Linked DNA regions of Homo sapiens: region 1 is linked to region 2. A link is an interaction called in ENCODE POLR2A ChIA-PET data of the cell type or tissue named here. Cell type or tissue: PC-3. All regions are shown on one strand. Each heading gives the region's core, and the rest is flanking DNA. Links, peaks and the distances in the headings are about the cores only. Region 1 overlaps MVB12A (multivesicular body subunit 12A). Region 2 overlaps DDA1 (DET1 and DDB1 associated 1).

Region 1 (9,813 bases), core at 1-8,000, 110 kb after region 2:
CCATGGATGGGGTTCCCTTCACACTCCACCCACGATTTGAGGGCAAGAGCTGCAGCCCCCTGGTGAGTCGGGGTCTCAGGGAGCCTGGGTCTGCGCCTGCCATCACCATTCTGGGTGCCAGGACATCCCTGTATCCAGTGCCCCAGCACAGAGGGCCACATCCTGGGTTGGGGCTGGAGTGTGTCACCTCCAGGTGGCAGCTGGAAGGTCTTCAGTCTTAGAATGGGGAGGGATCCATCCAGAGAAAGCAGCTGGACACCAGTAGCTAGAGGCTGTGACAAGAAGGGGGAGGGATGCTGGGCATGGTGGCTCACGACTGTGATCCCAGCACTTTGGGAGACCAAGGCAGGTGGATCACTTGAGGCCAGGAGATCGAGACCAGCCTGGCCAACATGGTGAAACCTCGTCTCTATTGAAAATACAAAAATTAGCCAGGCGCGGCTTTAGAGACTTTGTCTCTAAAAACAAAACAAAACAAACAAGAAAAATAAGGGGGAGGGATGTCCGAGGGAATATTCGGGGAGTGTTGGGGGGAGGGCAGGACCCCTTGAAGACGAAGGAAAGGGGGTTTCAGGTTGAGATCGGGCCCAAGGCTGACCCACCTCTGCCCGCCAGGCCTTCTCTGCTTTTGGGGACCTGACCATCAAGTCTCTGGCGGACATTGAGGAGGAGGTGGGTGCAGGGCTAGGGAGGAGGTGGGTGCAGGGCTAGGGAGGAGGTGCCTGAGGGGCCGGCACCCGCCCCTCGTCCGCCCCAGGCTGTCCCAGTTTTCCCCATCCCCGCTTTGCCCCAGACACACACCATCTCTCCAGGGCAGAAGACCACTCAAGTCCCTAAGTACCCACTCTGCCATTCCTCAGTCACTCCCCCTTTGGCCCTCTCTTTACTCTGGCACCTGTTCACTCTCTCTCTCCCCATCCCCCAGTATAACTACGGCTTCGTGGTGGAGAAGACCGCGGCTGCCCGCCTGCCCCCCAGCGTCTCATAGTCCCTCACCCTTCCGCGGAAAGAGCCCCCTTACTCCACCTCCCCGCCAGCCTGGGGCCACCCCCCCTCACTGCATCCTGGGGCCACCCCCACTCACTGCATCCTGGGAACCTTCGCCCTGCAAGGCGTTTGCTATCTTCAGCCACTGGGCGGAGCTGCAGCCCTGGAGGAGGGGGCGGGTCGAGGCTGCGTGGTGATGGGGTCTCCGCCCCCACGCCCTGCCGGGCAGGGCTGGAGCTGGACAGAAGCCAGTGCCTTTAAGTCATTTGTGTCAAAACCCTCTGGGGTCCGGAGGCTGTGCGGGTGTCCTCCTGGCAATAAACACTACCCGGTTCTCGCCCTCTGGAGTCCTGATCCTGCCGCCTGTCCACACTAGGCACTCTTGCACCGGGCAAGTGGGTGAAATCATGGCAGGGAGGCGGTGCTGCTGGGTCTCCCGTTTGTTGTTGTTGTTGTTGTTGTTGTTTGTTTGTTTTTTTCTGAGACGGGGGTCTCCCTCTGTGTCCCAGGCTGGGGTACGGTGGCACGATCTCGGCTCACTGCAACCTCCGCCTCTGGGGTTCAAGCGATTCTCCTGCCTCAGCCTCCCGAGTGGTTGGGATTACAGGCGTCCGCCACTACGCCCGGCTAATTTTTTGTATTTTCTATAGACGGGGTTTCACTGTGTTGGCCAGGCTGGTCTTGAACTCCTGACCTCAGGTGATCCGCCCGCCTCGGCCTCCCAAAGTGCTGGGATTATGGGCGTGAACCATCGCGCCTGGCTTGGGTCTTCCATTCTACAGAGTGGGAAACAGGCTCAGGGAGTGAGTGAGTCTGGATTCTAGATCATAGAGAAGACCTTGTCCCGGCCCTTCATCATTGGGCATAATAATAAAACAAGTACTGTTTCTACTGCAGTGGCCACATCCCCAACACGCGATACACCATTATTACCTCATTCAGTCTCCCTACAACCCACTGGGAAGCTCAGGTTTTGTTGCCATTTTCCAGATAAAGAAACTGAGATGGGGATGCTAAGGCCACAACTGGGACTGAAACCCAGCAATTGCTGTCTTTTTTCTTTTCTTTTCTTTTCTTTTTTTTTTTTTGAGACAGAGTCTTGCTCTGTCACCCAGGCTGGAGTGCAGTGGCGTGATCTCGGCTCACTGCAAGCTCCACCTCCCAGGTTCACGCCGTTCTCTGGCCTCAGCCTCCTGAGTAGCTGGGACTACAGGCACCCACCACCACGCCCGGCTAATTTTTTATATTTGTGGTAGAGACAGAGTTTCACCGTGCTAGCCAGGATGGTCTCGATCTCCTGAGCTTGTGCTCCACCCTCCTCGGCCTCCCAAAGTGCTGGGATTACAGGTGTAAGCCACAGCGCCCAGGCCTTTTTTTTTTTTCTTTCTTTTTTTTTTTGAGACAGCGCCTCATGCTGTCACCCAGGCTGGGTGAAGTGGCATGATCTCGACTCACTGCAACCTCTGCCTCCCAGATTCAAGTGATTCTCCTGCCTCAGCCGGCACCCCTTGCTGCTGAGTAGCTGGGACTACAGGCTTGGGCCACCATAACCAGCTAATTTGTATTTTGTATTTTTAGTAGAGACAGCGTTTCACCTTGTTGGCCAGGCTGGTCTCAAAGTCCTGACCTCAAGTGATCCCCCGCCTTGGCCTCCCAAAGTGCTAGGATTACAGGTGTGAGCCACTGCGCCCGGCCCAGGCCACACCATTTTCATCCACCAATTCATACAACCTTGTTTTATGTACATTTGTTTAAAAACACCTTATTTAATATCTATGGTGGATTCATTTACATTGAACTCACAGCCAACAGCACCGAAACTCACGTCTGCATAAAGCTTCTCTATAATGGATTTTCTCCATGAGGTGCATCACAGACTTTTTTTTTTTTAAGTATTTTATTTTTGGCATGATCATAGCTCACTGCAGCCTTGACCTCCCGGGCTCAGGTGATCCTCCAATCTCAGCCTCCTGAGTAGCTGGGACTACAGGCTACACTGGGCTAATTTAAAATTTTTTTTGTACTGATGGGGGTCTCACTATATTGCCCAGGCTGGTCTTGAACTCCTGGCCTTGGGCAGTCCTCCTGCCTCGGCTCCCAATGTGCTGGGATTACAGGCATGAGCCGCCGAGCCCAGCCATTGCAGCCTTTTGGTACTTAGGAAGCCTGGACAGCATTTCGGTGTCTGGGGGAATTTCAATGGCAAAATCACCAACAAAAACCACAAGAACATGGCCAGGCACAGTGGCTCATGCTTGTAATCCCAGCACTTTGGGAGGCCGAGGTGGGTGGATCACCTGAGGTCAGGAGTTCGAGACCAGCCTGGCCAACATAGTGAAACCCCATCTCTACCAAAAATACAGAATTAGCCAGGCTTGGTGGCAGGTGCCTGTTATCCCAGCTACTTGGGACACTGAGGCAGCAGAATCGCTTGAACCCTGGTGGGTGGAGGTTGCAGTGAGCTGAGATTGTGCCACTGCACTCCAGGCTGTGCAACAAGAGTGAAACTCCATTTCAAAAAAAAAAAAAAAAAAAAGAGAAGAAATTCACCACCCTAAACTCACACCTTCCTTCTCCCATAAGTGCATGCCCATGGACGTGTACGATGGCTGCTATGCTGCTGTTTCTCCTCTGGGCTGTTGTAGTCTTGTGGTGGCCCACATTCTGCTGCAGTTGGAAACATCCCCAGATCTCTGTGGTTTAGAAAAGCTGGCCAGGCATGATGGCTGATACCTGTAATCCCAGCACTTTGGGAGGCCGAGGCAGGCAGATCACCTGAGGTCAGGAGTTCGAGACCAGCCTGGCCAACGTAGTGAAACCCTGTTTCTACTAAAAATATAAAAATTAGCTGCGTGTGGTGGCACACGCCTGTAATCCTAGCTGCTTGGGAGGCTGAGGCAGGAGAATCGCTTGAACCCGGGAGGTCAAGGTTGCAGTGAGCCAAGATTGCACCATTGCACTCCAGCTTTGGCAACAAGAGTGAAACTCCATCTCAAAAAGAAAAAGAAGAACTAAGGCTGTCATACTTGGAGTCTCACATCTGTAATCCCAGCACTTTTGGGGGCTGAGGCACGAGGATCGCTTGAGGCCAGGAGGTCGAGGCTGCAGTTTGCTATGATTGCGCCACTGCACTCCAGCCTGTGTGACAGAGTGAGACCCTGTCTCTAAATAAATAAATAAGTAAGGCAGGGCACGGTGTCTCACGCCTGTAATCCCAGCACTTTGGGAGGCCGAGGCGGACGGATCACCTGAGGTCGGGAGTTCAAGACCAGCCTGACCAACATGGAGAAACCCCCGTCTCTACTAAAAATGCAAAATTAGCGGGGCGTGGTGGCGCATGCCTGTAATCCCAGCTATTCAGGAGGCTGAGGCAGGAGAATCGCTTGAACCCAGGAGGCAGAGGTTGTGGTGAGCCAAGATCGCACCATTGCACTCCAGCCTTGGCAACAAGAGCGAAACTCTGTCTGCAAAAAAAAAAAAAAAAAAACAGCCTGGGTGCAGAGCAAAACCCTATCTCTAAGTAAATGAATAAATAAATAGCAAAGCTAAGGCTTATTTCTTAGCGGCAATAGACTTTGTTAGTTGTAGTGGTACAGAAACTGGCCTAATGGGAGGGTCATTTTCTCACAGTGAGGACGGTGTTGTCTAAAGAAACATCCAAGCTTTTAAATAATTAAAGTTGGCCAGCCATGGTGGCTCACGCCTGTAATGCCAGCACTATCGGAGGCTGAGGCGAGAGGATCACTTGAGCCCCCGGGAGTTTGAGACCAGCCTGGGCAACACAGCAAGGCCCTGTCTGTACAAATTAAAAATTAGCCGGGCATAGTGATACCTGCCTGTGTAGTCCCTGCTACTCGAGAGGCTGAGGTGGGAGGATCGCCTGAGTCTGGGAGGTGAAGGCTGCAGTGAGCTATGATTGCATAACTGCACTCCTGGCTGGGTGACAGAGCAAGACCCTGTCTCAAAAAAAAAGAAAAAAAAAATTTGGGACTGGGTGCAGCGGTGGCTCACACCTGTAATCCCAGCACTTTGGGAGGCCAAGCTGGGAGGATCTGTTGAGCTCAGGAGTTTAAGGGCAGCCTGGGCAGCAGTGAAACACCATCTCTACGAAAAAAACACACATGATCGGGCATGGTGGCTCACGCCCGTAATCCCAGCACTTTGAGAGGCCAAGGTGGGCGGATCACGAGGTCAGGAGTTCAAGACCAGCCTGGCCAACATGGTGAAATCCCATCTCTACTAAATATACAAAAAAAAAAAAAAAAAAAAATTAGCCGGGCATGGTCGTGGGTGCCCGTAGTCCCAGCTACTCGGGAGGCTGAGGCAGGAGAATTGCTTGAACCTGGGAGGCAGAGGTTGCAGTAAGCTGAGATCACATCACTGCACTCCAGCCTGGGCAACAGAGTGAGACTCCCTCTTAAAAAAAAAAAAAGAAAAAAGAAAAATCCACACACATATATAATTCAGATGATTGTTAAAAGTAAACAAGGCTTTATTCAAGACTACTGCATGGAAGATTGAGCTCAACTCGGAATCCACGAAGTTGTCACCAAGGGGGGATTTATAGCCACGGAGCAGGGCAAGGGGGGGTCAGTGGATAGAAAATTATAAAGGCTTGGGGAGTCACCTTAAACTCTCTTAATAGGATCCTTGCTGAAGCCAGGCCAGGGCGATCAGCTATCAAGAAACTGACTTAGCAGGATTCTTGCTAAAACTGGGCGACACAGATCAAAGACAGGATGGGAGCCAAGGTCACGGCCCAATGCAGAAGAGATTTCAGAGGACTCTGACTCAAGTTTGGCCAAGAAGAGAGTCTTTGTCGGGGCGGAGACCTGGCCTGGCCCTGGGAATCTGAGACGGGGGACAGTGCGTTCTCCTGGAAGGGGAGGTGAGCGGGGATGATGCAAAACGTACGCCCTTTCCCCAAACTCTTCAGCTGCCTTGGAAAAACTAGGTCTCTGATGCTAAGGCACCTGCCTGCATCTCCTGGCTCCCGGCACACGGATCATCTGCCAGGTCTCGCCCAGGCTCCTCTGGCGCCAGCCACAGAACCCGATCCAGCCAGAAAGCAAATGCCGTTTGTCCTCTCTGCCGTCCTTCTCAGCTGCCCCAAAAGCAGCCCCAGATCTCATTTCAGGGAGTCTGTGTGTGACCAGGGGCCTGAGGATGATCCATCCTGGCCTTGGGTCCAACTAGACCAATTGTCACTGATGACAGGGCCACTCACCCTGCAAAATCCCAGTCCTCTGAGCCCAGGCAGGCCTGGGGACTGCATCACGCAAGGGTTAGAGGGGCCCGATGGAGCCTACCCCACCTGCTTCTGACTTGGGTATCATCAATCCTAACATTTCTGGGCTGAGCTTACATCATCTTGGGCTACTGAGGAAGGAGCTGAGGGCCCTGGGAACCACAGCACTAAGTCCAGGATCCGTGCCTATCCTTCTCTTCTTTTATTATTATTATTATTTTTTGAGACCGGGTCTCACTCTGTGACCCAGGCTGGAGTGCAGTGGTGCGATCTCGGCAGCTCACTGCAACCTCCACCTCCCGGGTTCAAGTGATTCTCCTGCCTCAGCCTCCTGAGTAGCTGGGATTACAAGCATGAACCACTACACCCAGCTAATTTTTGTAGTTTTTGGTTTTTTTTTTTTTTTTTTTTTTTTTGAGACGGAGTCTCACTCTGTCGCCAGGCTGGAGTGCAGTGGAGCGATGTCGGCCCACTGCAACCTCCATCTCCCAGGTTCAAGCAATTCTCGTGACTCAGCCTCCCAAGTAGCTGGGACTACAAGTGCCCACCACCACGCCCAGCTAAATTTTTTGTTTGTTTGTTTTTGAGATGGAGTTTCATTCTTGTTGCCCAGGCTGGAGTGTGATGGTGCAGTCTCAGCTCACTGCAACCTCTGCCTCCTGGGTTCAAGCGATTCTCCTGCCTCAGCCTCCCTAGTAGCTGGGATTACAGGCGCCCACCACCACGCTCGGCTAATTTTTGTATTTTTGGTAGAGATGGGGTTTCACCATGTTGGTCAGGCTGGTCTCGAACTCCTGACCTCAAGTGATCCGCCCACCTCGGCCTCCCAAAGTGTTGGGATTACAGGTGTGAGCCACCGTGCCCGGTCCTTATTTCTGTATTTTTAGTAGAGATGGGGTTTCACCACGTTGGCCAGGCTGATCTTGAACTCCTGGCCTCAAGTGATCCACCCGCCTCGGTCTCCCAAAGTTCTGGGATTACAGGCATGAGCCAACATGCTGGCCTAATTTTTGTATTTTTAGTAGATATGAGGTTTTACTGTGTTGGTCAGGCTGGTCTGGAACAGCTGACCTCAAGCGATCTGCTCACATTGACCTCCCAAAGTGCTGGGATTACAGGTGTGAGCCACCATGCCTGGCCATTTCTCTTTTCTTGAGACAAGGTCTCACTCTGTTACCCAAGCTGGAGTGCGGTGGTGCAATCATGGCTCACCGCAGCCTTGACCTCCTGGGCACAATCTATCCTCCCATCTCAGTCTCCCTAGTAGCTGGAACTATAGGTGTGTGCCACCACACTTGGCTACATTTTTACTTTTGTAGAGATGGGGTCTTGCTATGTTGCCCAGGTGGGTTTCTCTCCTATTGCTTACTCCCAGGCTCCACAGGGGCATGGGTACTGAGAGTGGCATTTCTGGATAGACGTGATCCCAGCTCCTCTACTCAATAGCTGCTGACCTTGAGCTGCGGCTTAAACTTCTCTGCGCCTCAGTTTCTCCATCTTTACAATGGGAACCTCAACATTCCTCATCTCATGGGATACGTGTAAGGGAGAATGCATAGGACCCGTGTCTCTCAGCTGCCCCTGATGACTCTTGAAGAAACACCTCTTGACTCTGACAGGCCTTTGAAGGTGGAAGGTTTCTGCAGCCTGACATCCAGGCAGAATGGATGATGTGACTCCCCGTGAGTGGCCTCTGCTAGTGGCAAACCCTATACTTCCTGTATTCAAAAGTGGCAGAGGGGCTGGGCTCTGTGGCTCAGCCCTGTAATCCCATCACTTTGGGAAGCTGAGGTGGGAGGATCACTTGAGTCCAGGAGTTTGAGGCCAGCCTGGGCAACATAGGGAGACCCCAGTCTCTATAGTATTTTTTTTTTTTTCCAAGACAGAGTCTCCCTCTGTCACCCAGTCTGGAGTGCAGTGGTGTGATTGTGGTTCCCTGCAACTTCCATCTCTGGGGTTCAAGTGATTCTCCTGCCTCAGCCTCCTGAGTAGCTGGGACTACAGGCGCCCACCACCACCCCCGGCTAATTTCTTTTTTTTTTGACATGGAGTCTCGCTCTGTCGCCCAGGCTGGAGTGCAGTGGCGCAATCTTGGCTCACTGCAAGCTCCGCCTTTTGGGTTCATGCCATTCTCCTGCCTCAGCCTCTCAAGTAGCTGGGACTACAGGCGTCCGCCACCATGGCCAGCTAATTTGTGTGTGTGTGTGTATTTAGTAGAGATGAGGTTTCACCGCATTAGCCAGGATGGTCTCAATCTCCTGACCTCGTGATCTGCCCGCCTCAGCCTCCCACAAGTGCTGGGATTACAGGCGTGAGCCACGGCGCCCAGCCTAATTTCTTCCTTTCTTCCTTTCTTTCTTCCTTTCCTTTCTTTCCTTTCCTTTCTTTCATCTCTTTTTTCCTTTTCTTTCCTTTCTTTTCCTTCCTCCCTCCCTCCCTCCCTCTCTCTCTCTCTTTCTTTCTTTCTTTGTATTTTTAGTAGAGACGGTGTTTCACCTTGTTGGCCAGGCTGGTCTTGAACTCCCGACTTCAAGTGATCTGCCCGGTTCAGCCTCCCAAAGTGTTGGGATTACAGGTGTGAGCCACAGCGCCTGGCCATGACCAGCTAATTTTTGTATTTTTAGTAGAGATGGGGTTTTGCCATGTTGGCCAGGCTGGTCTTGAACTCCTAGCCTCAAGCAATCCGACTGCCTTGGCCTCCCAAAGTGCTAGGATTATAGGAGTGAGCCACTGTGCCCTGCCTACTTTTCTTTTAAACAGATAGGGTCTTGCTCTGTTGCCCAGGCTGGATCGTAGTGGTTCAATCACTGCTGATCTTCTTGCCTCAGCCTCTCAAGTAGCTGGGACCACAGGTGTGCACCACCATGCCTGGCTAATTTTTAATTTTTTTGTAGAGCTGGAGTCTCCCTATGTTGCCCAGGCTGGTCTTGAACTCCTGGCCTCAGGTGATCCTCTTGCAAGAGAACATCTTTGACAGATACTGTCCACACCCTAGAACATACCAGAATGCTGACAGAGCTTGTGTTTGCGAGGCCTGTGGAATTAATGGAGACATTTCTACCCTTTTCGACTGGGGCCTTGTGCCTATGGCTTGTTGGGTAGGGGAGATCACCTCCGTTTGTAAAGAACGAAACTGAGTTTGCATTACTGTTCCTTAAGGCAGGTCTGCCCAGCTCCCGGAACACTCTGAAAGCCGCACGCCAAACCCATATCAGGTGCCTGGAGTCTGGAGGTTTTGGCTGCAGCCCCAGGACCAGCCTTGCCCTGCGCCTCACCTGATTCTGGCTGAGATAGGAAGATGCTCGGTAACTCAGCTCCCCTTCCAGGCAGTGCAGACGAGGGGGCGGTTTTCAGCCGGGCCTCCCAAGTTGGAACCTTATCATTTCCAAGGTTCAAGTTTGAGGTATCAGGAGGAAGAGCAGGGACCAGCCTAGGGTGAGGTTGCTGAGGTGCCCAGGGTGCAATTTTTTATTTATTTTTATTTATTTATTTTTTGAGACGGAGTCTCGCTTTGTGCCCAGGCTGGAGAGGAGTGGTGCGGTCTTGGCTCACTGCAACCTCCGCCTCCCTGGCTTAAG
Region 2 (9,936 bases), core at 1-8,000:
ACAATCATGGCTCACTGCAACCTCTGCCTCCCGAGTTCAAGCGATTCTCCAGCCTCAGCCTCCCGAGTAGCTGGGATCATAGGCGCGCACCACCACGCCCACCTAATTTTTATATTTTTAGTAGAGATGAGGTTTTGCCATGTTGGCCAGGCTGGTCTCAAACTCCTGACCGCAGATGATGCGCCCGCCTCGGCCTCCCAAAGTGCTGGGATTCAGGCGGGAGCCACTGCGGTATGACTTTTAACCAGTGGCCTGTTCTCTTGCAGCCTCAATTTCCCCACCTCTCACCTAATTAGGGGGCTGTCATGAGGATCCCGTGGGGGATGTGCACATAGCCTGGCCTGGTTACTTTTCTGTGGTCCCGACAGTGTATCCAGCAGCCAGCTCAAGGGTGTGTTCTGGAAAACTTGAACTACAAAGAATAGTGGGAAGAAGGAACCCAGCAGTCACCCTGCAGGTGCTCCAGGGATGAGCTGGCCCTTGCCTGTTTTCTCATGTACCATCTTCCATGTCTTCTAGGCAGATTTTTTGAAAGGACTGCCTGTCTACAACAAAAGCAATTTTAGTCGATTTCACGCGGACTCCGTGTGCAAAGCCTCGGTGAGTGCGTGTTCCTGGGACTGGGAGGAATTGGTCACTTCCAGGGGGCCTGGGGGCAGCTTGTGTCCCCCGATTGGGGTCTTGGCTGGAACAGAGGCTGATCTTCAAGCCCAGCCCCATCCACATACTTGAGTGTCTTCCAATCTGCACTGAAGGGTGGGTGCTGAGTGGAGGGATGAGGAGACCCCAGGCCCATGCACTCTCCTAACCCACCCCTTCTCAACCCTCCTGCAGAACCGACGGCCCTCAGTCTACCTGCCTACCCGCGAGTACCCGTCTGAACAGAGTAAGTGGCCGCTGTCAGTCTGTCCCATTCTGGCTGCTGAGGGGCGGGGTTTGGTGACTGCAGCGTGGCACGCGGAGGTTATCTTCAACCCCGGCCCAGGCCATAGACTTGGCTTGGGTTCACACGCTGTCTACTGAATCCAGTTAAGTCAGGGAGGGCCTCCAGGGAGGTACAGGAGGGGGACCTTGGGGGCTTCAGCCTGGGGATGCACACGTGGATGCCTGTCCACTCCCAGCCCCTGGGGACAGCCAGAAACCTGGCTTTCCCCAGGTGTCTCTTGATTGGGACACACTGGGATCCACAGCCAGCCCAAAGGGGCCCCCAAGTTGTCCCTCATCTGCCACTCACTGGTCCTTTCCCCTCCCTGTCAGATGAGGTCAAGCGAGAACTCTGGTTCTAAGACAAGTGCTATCGGGCAGAGAGGCAGCAGAGGGCTACAGGGGCTTGGGCTGGGGATCCAGCCAAGCCTGGGTGGCAGTGATGGGAAGGGGGTCCAGGCAAAGGGGCCCACAGCACAGGAGGACTTGGTCTTGCTGTCTTAGTTTAACTGTTCAAAAAGACTCCACACCAGGTGGGGTAGCTCCCGCCTGTAATCCCAGCACTTTGGGAGGCTGAGGCAGGAGGATTGCTTGAGGCCAGGAGTTCGAGACCAGCCTGAGCAACATAGTTAGACCCTGTTTCACCAAAAACCATATATATACGTATATATACACACATATATATACACACACGTATATATACACACATATATATACACACACGTATATATACACACGTGTATATACACACACGTGTATACACACACGTGTATACACACGTGTATATACACACACGTGTATACACACACACGTGTATATACACACACGTGTATATACACACACGTGTATATACACACACTATATATATACACACGTGTATATATATACACGCTATATATATACACACGTATATATATACACGCTATATATATACGCTATATATATACACACGTATATATATACACACTATATATATACATACGTGTGTGTGTGTGTGTGTGCATATATATATATATATATATATATATTAGCCGGGCGTGGTGGCATGCATCTATAGTCCCAGGTGGGAAAATCAGTTGAGCCCAGGAGCTCCAGGCTGCAGTGAGCTATGATTATTCCAGCCTGGGTGACAAGAGTGAGACCCTGCTCTTAAAGCATTTATCCATCTGGAGCCTGTGGGGTGGGACTGTGTGGTCACTGGGCACAGATATGCGGTATGTGCTCCTAGTCAGCCTGGGAGAAACATAGGCATGAGAGTCTCAGTTGCGGGGCTTGGTCCCCCACCAAGGGTGGAATCCCTTGCAGGGAGCCGGGACCCTGAAAGCAGCTGGCTCAGGCCTCTGGGAGTAGCTGCGAGTGTGCTCAGAAGCAAAAACATGGGACTTTTGGAGATCTCTGGAGTTGGGGGTACTGAGTTCCAGCCCCAAAAAGACCTCCCAGGGCAGTGTCAGGGGAGGAGCCTGGGGAGGGGAGGCGTCTGCGACTTTCTCTATCTTTCCTCCTTAGTCATCGTGACAGAAAAGACAAACATCCTCCTGCGCTACCTGCATCAGCAATGGGACAAAAAGGTGAGGCCCACAGGGCTCTGGTGCAGGGATTGTGGGTGGACAGAGACTGGGCACCTGGCAGGGGCTTCTGAGCACAGGAAGGACTCTAGTGATTGGAGCAGGGCCTTGAGGGCTGGGTAGGAGTGCCCTGGGCGATCCAGGAGAGGGAAGAGCGTTCCAGTGGAGGGAACCGCTGTGCAGAGGCCACAGGACACCAGTGCTCAGGAGGCTGGAGGCCAGGCCCAAGTAGCCGCCAGGCCCAGTTTTCCATGGCTCTGGCATTAGGTAGACTGTATTGGTATGAACTAGATAGAATATTTTCTGAGGCCGAGTGTGGTGACGCATGCCTGTAGTCCCAGCGCTTTGGGAGGCTGAGGCGGGCGGATCACGAGGTCAGGAGATCGAGACCATCGTGGCCAACATGGGGAAATCCCGTCTCTACTAAAAATACAAAAATTAGCTGGGCGTGGTGGCACGTGACTGTAATCCCAGCTACTTGGGAGGCTGAGGCAGGAGAATCGCTTGAACCAGGGAGGCGGAGGTTGCAGTGAGCCGAGATTGCACCACTGCACTCCAGCCTTGTTGACAGAGCAAGACTGTCTCAAGAAAATAAAAAAAGGCCGGGTGAGGTGGCTCACGCCTGTAATCCCAGCACTTTGGGAGGCCAAGGTGGGCAGATCATGAGGTCAGGAGATCGAGACCATCCTGGCTAACATAGTAAAACCCTGTCTCTACTAAAAAATACAAAAAAAAATTAGCCAGGTATGCTGGTGGGCGCCTGTAGTCCCAGCTTCTTGGGAGGCTGAGGCAGGAGAATGGTGTGAACCTGGGAGGCGGAGCTTGCAGTGAGCCTAGATAGGGCCACTGCATTCCAGCCTGGGCAACAGAGCGAGACTCCATCTCAAAAAAAACAAAAAAAACAAAAAATCTTTTCTGAATGGTGAAATGTGTACACATGATTAAAAATCTCAGCTGGGCGTGGTGGCTCACACCTGTAATCCCCGCGCTTTGGGAGGCCTACGCAGGCGGATCACGAGGTCAGAAGTTTGAGACCAGCCTGGCCAGCATGGTGAAACCCCATCTCTACTAATAATACAAAAATTAGCTGGGCATGGTGGCGCACGCCTGTAATCCCAGCTACTCCGGAGGCTGAGGCAGAAGAATGGCTTGAACCTGGGAGGCAGAGATTGCAGTGAGCCAAGATCATGCCACTGCACTGCAGCCTGGGCGGTCTCAAGAAAAAAAGAAATCTATACCGGGCGCGGTGGCTCATGCCTGTAATCTCAGGACTTTGGGAGGCCGAGTCAGGCAGACCATGAGGTCAGGAGATCGAGACCATCCTGGCTAACACGGTGAAACCCCGTCTCTACTAAAAATACAAAAAATTAGCCGCGTAGCTGGGTGTGGCGGCGGGTGCCTGTAGTCCCAGCTACTTGGGAGGCTGAGGCGGGAGAATGGTGTGAACCCAGGAGGTGGAGCTTGCAGTGAGCTGAAATTGCACCACTGCACTCCAGCCTGGGCGACAGAGCTAGACTCCATCTCAAAAAAAGAAAAAAAGAAATCTAGGTAACATGTGAGGGTGTGGCTGGGTGTGGTGATTCACACCCGGAACTGCCTGAGAGGCTGACGCAAGCAGATGGCTTGAGGCCAGGAGTTTGAGACCAGTCTAGGCAACACAGCAAAACTCCATCACTAAAAAAAAAAAAAAAAAAAACAAATTAGCTGGCTGTGGCATGTTCCTGTAATCCCAGCTATTCAGGAGGCTGAGGTGGGAGGATCGCTTGAGCCCAGGAGGTTGAGGCTGCAGTGAATCATGATCATGCCATTGCACTCCAGCCTGGGCAACAGAACCAGACTCTGTCTCTAGAAAATAAAAATAAGAGGGTGTAGTTGCAGCGAAGAGTCATCTCCCGCCTCCCGCTTCTGGTGCCCCAGCTCCCTTCCCAGAGGCTGCCTCTGCACACGGGATATTTTTCTTCTTTTTCTTTTTCGTTTTTCATTTTCTTTTGCCCTGCCCTGCCCTGCCCTTCCCCTCTTTTCCCCTTTTTTTCCCCCTTTTTCCTTTCCTAGATGAGGTCTTGCTCTGTCACCCAGGCTGGAGTCGCCCAGGCTGGAGTGCAGTGGCGTGATCTCGGCTCACTGTAACCTCCTCCTCCCAGTCTCCACCTCCCAGGTTCAAGCAATTCTCCTGCCTCAGACTCCTGAGTAGGTGGGATTACAGGCACGCGCCACCATGCCCAGCTAATTTATTTTATTTTATTTATTTATTTTTTTGAGATGGAGGTTTGCTCTTGTTGCCCAGACTGGCGTGCAGTGGCGCGATCTTGGCTCACTGTAATCTCCGCCTCCTGGGTTCAAGCGATTCTCCTGCCTCAGCCTCCCGAGTAGCTGGGATTACAGGCATGTGCCACCATGCCTGATTAATTTTGTATTTTTAGTAGAGGCGGGGTTTCTCGATGTTAGTCTGACTTGTCTTGAACTCCCGACCTCAGGTGATCCACCCGCCTTGGCCTCCCAAAATGCTGGGATTACAGGTGTGAGCCACCATGCCTGGCCTAATTTTTGTATTTTTAGTAGAGACAGGGTTTCTCCATGTTGGCCAGGCTAGTCTCGAACTCCTGACTTGAAGTGATCCACCCACCTCGGCCTCCCAAAGTGCTGGGATTACAGGTGTGAGCCACCGCGCCTGGCCTTCTTTTTTTTTTTGGAGACGGAGTCTCTCTGTTGCCCAGGCTGGAGTGAGTGCAGTGGCGTGATCTCAGCTCACTGCAACCTCCGCCTCTTGGGTTCAAGCAATTCTTCTGCCTCAGCCTCCAGAGTAGCTGGGATTACAGGCATGAGCCACCGCGCCTGGCAAGTTTGTTTTTTTTTTTTTTACCTAACATTGAACAGTGGGTGGCTGCCTACCCTGCGCAAAGTTGGAAGGTCGGGGGACTGTGTGGCAAAGTGACTGCTTCTGAAAATCCAAGCTGCTGGGCCCACCCCCACCCCTTCTCCTGCCCCCCAGGACTTGGTTTCCACAGCGGGGAAGGAGGCGTGTGCTTCTGTCTTGCGTTGATGTGCGGCATCCCCAGTGGCTTCCAAAGGCCCTTTATTCCCAGGCTGGGTGGGTTGCTCCTCTGAGTGCTTGAGAAACCAGCCCTGTGTGGGTCATTGCATGTGGTGGGGGTGACTCCGGGTGCCAGGAAACACCTGTCTATCACCAGGCATGGGTCCAGAAAGTGCTCTGGGCAGGGCTTAGTGGGGCAGGTCCTGGTGGTAGGAGGGGCTGCCTAGCCAGGGACCCTGGGGCCCCCCACTGTACTCCAGGCCTACCTCTGTGATGCTGCTGCAGGGGCCTGGGCTGGCATTATGACTCTGGGAGCTTCACCCACGTGAAGACTCACAGCCTCCAGCTGGGCAACATAGTGAAACCCCCATGTCTACCAAAAGTAAAAATATTAAGCGTGGTGGTATGTGCCTGTAGTCCTAGCTACTCCAGAGGCTGAGCTGGGAGGATTGCTTGAGCCCAGAAGGTTGAGGCTGTCCGAAAAAAAAGACTCACAGCCCCTCTCTTTTCCCTGTCCCCCAGAACGCTGCCAAGAAGAGAGACCAGGAGCAAGTGGAGCTGGAAGGCGAGAGCTCCGCACCTCCCCGCAAGGTGGCGCGGACCGACAGCCCAGACATGCACGAGGACACTTAAGACTCTCAACTCCACAGGCGCCTCCTGCCAGGTCTGCTCCTCGGTCGCCCACCCGCCTGCCCGCCATGTGTAAGCACCCCGCCCGCCCGCCTCCCTGCCGGCCCATCCACACCCTGCGTCCACACCACTTCCAACCTCATAGGAGCCGATGTATTTATTTTCCTTGAGTTTTTATTTATGCTGTAACCTGTATCAAGCGTTGGTTAAAGGGGACATCAGACCCAGTAGTGTGATGTTGGTAGATGCTTTTTAAAAAAAACAACATTGTCCCCCCGACCCCCGCCTTCCATCGGGCCAGTTCCCCGATTCCTGCCCCCAGTTCTCCAGAGAACCAGAGTGTGTCTGTGAGAGTCTCTAGCGGGGGCTTTACTGTGGCCGGGCGACAGGGGCGGGCCCGGGGTGGCCTGACCTACCAGGACAGCCGAGTGGCCTTCTCCCCCCCAACACCGGTCCAGGCCATTGAGACTCGGTCTTGTCCCACGCTTCGCCCGGAACTTTCCCATGCCCAGGCCTCACTCAGCGTGCACGCACGTTGGGGAGAAGTCGGCCCTTGGGATCTTTCTCTTGAGTCATTTTATTTTTATCATGGACTAGTGCGTGCTCCGTGTCCACCCCAATAAAAGGGTCTTTCCTACTTGACCTCGCGTCTTTGCTCCACACACCTTGGCTGCAGAGGACGGAGCCCCTGGGAGTCATCCCTGTTGTCACCAAGAGGAGTGAGAAGGGCCCCCCACGCCAGGGGCCCCAGGACCGGCTGGATTCTCTCGTGGGCTTGCTGAGGCCACCATGTTCAAGGCCAAGACCTGCCTGGACCATCCCCTCTGCCTCTCCTGTCAAGGTGACCCCAAGGACAGGTCATTCCTGAGAGACGGTCCATGGTGCCAAGGATGGAGCGGGGTCAGCCCCCTGCCTGGGATACCGCCAAGCAGGGCAGCGCACCTGTCAGACACCGCAGAGATGGCCGGCCTCATCCGGGGGCCTGGGGTCTCTGGCCTCTGCTGCTCCCCTGAGGCATGGTGACAGTACAGACGGCATCTGGCCGGTCTTGCTGTCCTAGGTGGTGGCCTCACCCTTGCTGGGTCATAGAGGAGCTGTACAGAAGGTTGGCACCTGGCAGTTGGCATGTGCCATGGCCGCTCATGGGGACCCCTCTTCCGCCAGCTGGGCTGGGTTTGGGGCTGAGCTTGGGTATGTAGGGGTGTTCGGGCTCTGGGCAGAAGGTTTGTGGCCCTGACCACTGAGCCTGGGGCTGGGGGAACACCGCTTCTCCCCTTATTGCCCCCACTGGTGGTGGTGGGGATCTCAGTTTTCTTTTGTTTTGTTTTGTTTGTTTGTTTGAGTTGGGGTCTTGTACTCTTTCCCAGGCTGGAGTGCAGTGGCGTAATCACAGCTCACTGCAGCCTCGACCTCAAGCCTTCCTCCCACCTCAGCCTTCCAAGCCGCTGGGACCACAGGCACCCACCACCATGCCTGGCTAATTTTTTTTTTTTTTTGAGATGGAGTCTCGCTGTGTCTCCCAGGCTGGAGTGCAGTGGCAAGATCTCAGCTCACTACAACCTCTGCCTCCCAGGTTCAAGTGATTCTCCTACCTCAGCCTCCTGAGTAGCTGGGATTACACGCGTGCGCCCCTACACCCAGCTAATTTTTCTATTTTTAGTGGAGACGGCGTTTTGTCATGTTGGCCAGGCTGGTCTCGAACTCCTGACCTCAGGTGCTTCGCCTGCCTCGGCCTCCCAAAGTGCTGTGACCGCACCTGGCTGCCTGGCTAATATTTTAAAAATTTTTTGTAGAGACAGGGTTTCACCATGTTGCCCAGGCTGGTCTCAAACTCCTGGGCTCAAGTCATCCACCTTCCTCAGCCTCCCAAAGTGCTGGGGTTACAGACGTGAACCACCGTGCCTGGCAGAGGTCTCTGTTTTGAGAGCTGAGTCTGAGGGCGTTGGGATGGTGTAGGGTTGGGCCACAGAGCTAGCAGACACTCCGGGCTATGGAGGGTCCGCCTGCCCCAGATTCCACTGTGGAGGGCCCTGCCTGTGTCAGACCCTCGGGCCTAGGCGGCCCATCTCTCCCAAGGACGGAGAGTGCCAGGGTGGGCTCCCGTCCTACACAAGGAGTGGCTGACCAGGCCCAGGCACAGCACAGCCACCCTGCTGTACCTCCCAGCTCCCGGCAGTGTCTACACCACAGTGATGGTGCTACAGGGGCCATGTGGTCACAGGACAGGTGGTCAGGAAATGCACACTTGACTGCGGTCGATGGTGCCGGGTCCGGCTGAATGCCCTGGAGGCTCCCAGGCCAGCTGGGGAGTCCCAGTCCCCAGGGTTGGTGTGACCTGGGCAGGCCTGCGGTGTCCATCTGTGAATGACTGAGATGGTGGGACTTCAGCTTCCAAGGCCAGGGGCCAGAGTGGGAGCAGGGGGCACTCCCGCCTTTCCCCTCGGCCTGTCTAGACCTCTCTGGCTCCCAGTTTCTGCTTTGAGTGGCTGGGGGCTGTCTCCTGCCTGTGCTGTCTGCCCGTCGCTCTGCAGGGCTGCTGGGCGGGCACCTCCTTCCCCTCCCCTACCTCAGCTCCCTCCTTTGGGGTCTGAGGGCTGTGCCCCAGCTTGCCTCCCTGTGGCCTCCCCCTAGAACCCCTGGGTCTGTCGGGACATGCCCCACCTGGCACACACACCCTGTGTAGCTCCCACTGCCTGTGGGAGGACGCTGGGCCCCTGAGCCGGCCTCTGTCTACCCCTCCTGCCTTTGGGGTCCCCTTTACCCCACTGTTCCCCCAAACTGCCTTCCACCTTCTCCGCCTTTGCACAGGCTGTTCTCCTGCCTCCAGTGAACTCTGACTTCTCCACAGCCTCCCAAAGGGCCCCTTGCTCACACTGGCCCAGCCCTGCAGCATGGCCATGTTGGTCTCTGAGCCTTAAGCCTTTGGATGTGGACACATTTGTCCTCTTCCTGAAAAATGTGAGGGTCTGAGAGGCCACGTTCCTGTTCCTGAGTCATACGACAGAGTCCCAGTGACTTGGGTCTGATGTCTGTCCCACAGTGGGACATCCCTGCTGCATCCCAATGCCACCCCGTGTCCTGGGGACACCCAAATGTGCCATTCTCTCAGTATCACAAGTCGGGGACTGCAGGAGGCTCAGGTGCCAGGTGCCTTCTGATGTTCATGCCACAAGCTCTTCCCACTGTCTCTGGCTCCCCAGACGATGTTCCAGGAGGCGGGTGTGCCAGAAGGGGCCACGTCTTGCAAACCACCGCGCTGTCCTCTTTGAGAAGGAGTCTTACTCAGGACTGGGGCCTGTGCACACATTGTCGCCTCTTTTCAGCACTTAGAGATTCCTTCCTTTGTCTAGTGGCTGAAGCCAGGGCTGAAGTTGGCCTCCAAATCTGGGCCGTCTCAGAGGCGGCGCAGCCTGGAGTTTTCCATCTGTGGCCAAGACCCAGTTTTTGGGAGGAGGCCCTCATGGGTCAAGCCAGCCTGTACCAGGATGGGGGGAGGGGGTTCCCAACCTAGGCCCCAGCCACCCAGACTCCCCCACCCCCACTCCCTTTTCCACTGCTCTGACCTCGGGCACTGTTGAAATATAGTTTTTATTGCATTTCTGCCGTTTTACAAAAATATGACAAAATAAATTAAAAACAAATAAATAATCGCCTGTTCTGTGTGTGTGTGTGTGTGTGTGTGTGTGTGTGTTTTCTGTTGGATTTGTGGGTTTCCTTTCGTTTGGAAAGGAAAACGGCAGATGGGGGGCACCGACCAATACTGGGGGCCCTCGGGGGCTGAAGCGC

Evidence for each region. Peaks named below come from ENCODE experiments on the same cell type or tissue, not always from the same donor. Only the 100,000 strongest peaks of a DNase experiment are listed, where the experiment ranks them.
Region 1: POLR2A ChIA-PET joins it to region 2 with 25 read pairs; 20 of 35 experiments call an interaction of 5 or more read pairs at or near these places.

Annotation. Positions count from the first base shown.
Region 1 is chr19:17,424,006-17,433,818 of GRCh38, forward strand. MVB12A (multivesicular body subunit 12A) reads left to right here. Exons shown (of 9, transcript NM_138401.4): 7 at 1-62; 8 at 616-672; 9 at 926-1,327. The coding sequence ends at 988. Among named protein-coding and RNA genes, the nearest start is that of MVB12A, 8.9 kb to the left of the region's middle. RefSeq lists an enhancer at 1-373. In PC-3, for the core only: a CTCF peak has its summit at 1,141; no DNase peak of the experiment used is centred there.
Region 2 is chr19:17,313,504-17,323,439 of GRCh38, forward strand. DDA1 (DET1 and DDB1 associated 1) reads left to right here. Exons shown (of 5, transcript NM_024050.6): 2 at 520-600; 3 at 835-886; 4 at 2,431-2,492; 5 at 6,043-9,795. The coding sequence ends at 6,153. It overlaps ANO8 (anoctamin 8), which reads right to left. Exons shown (of 18, transcript NM_020959.3): 18 at 9,720-9,936. Among named protein-coding and RNA genes, the nearest start is that of DDA1, 8.9 kb to the left of the region's middle. RefSeq lists an enhancer at 7,853-8,469. In PC-3, for the core only: no CTCF peak of the experiment used is centred there; a DNase peak (open chromatin) is centred at 4,098; H3K27ac peaks cover 2,867 bases.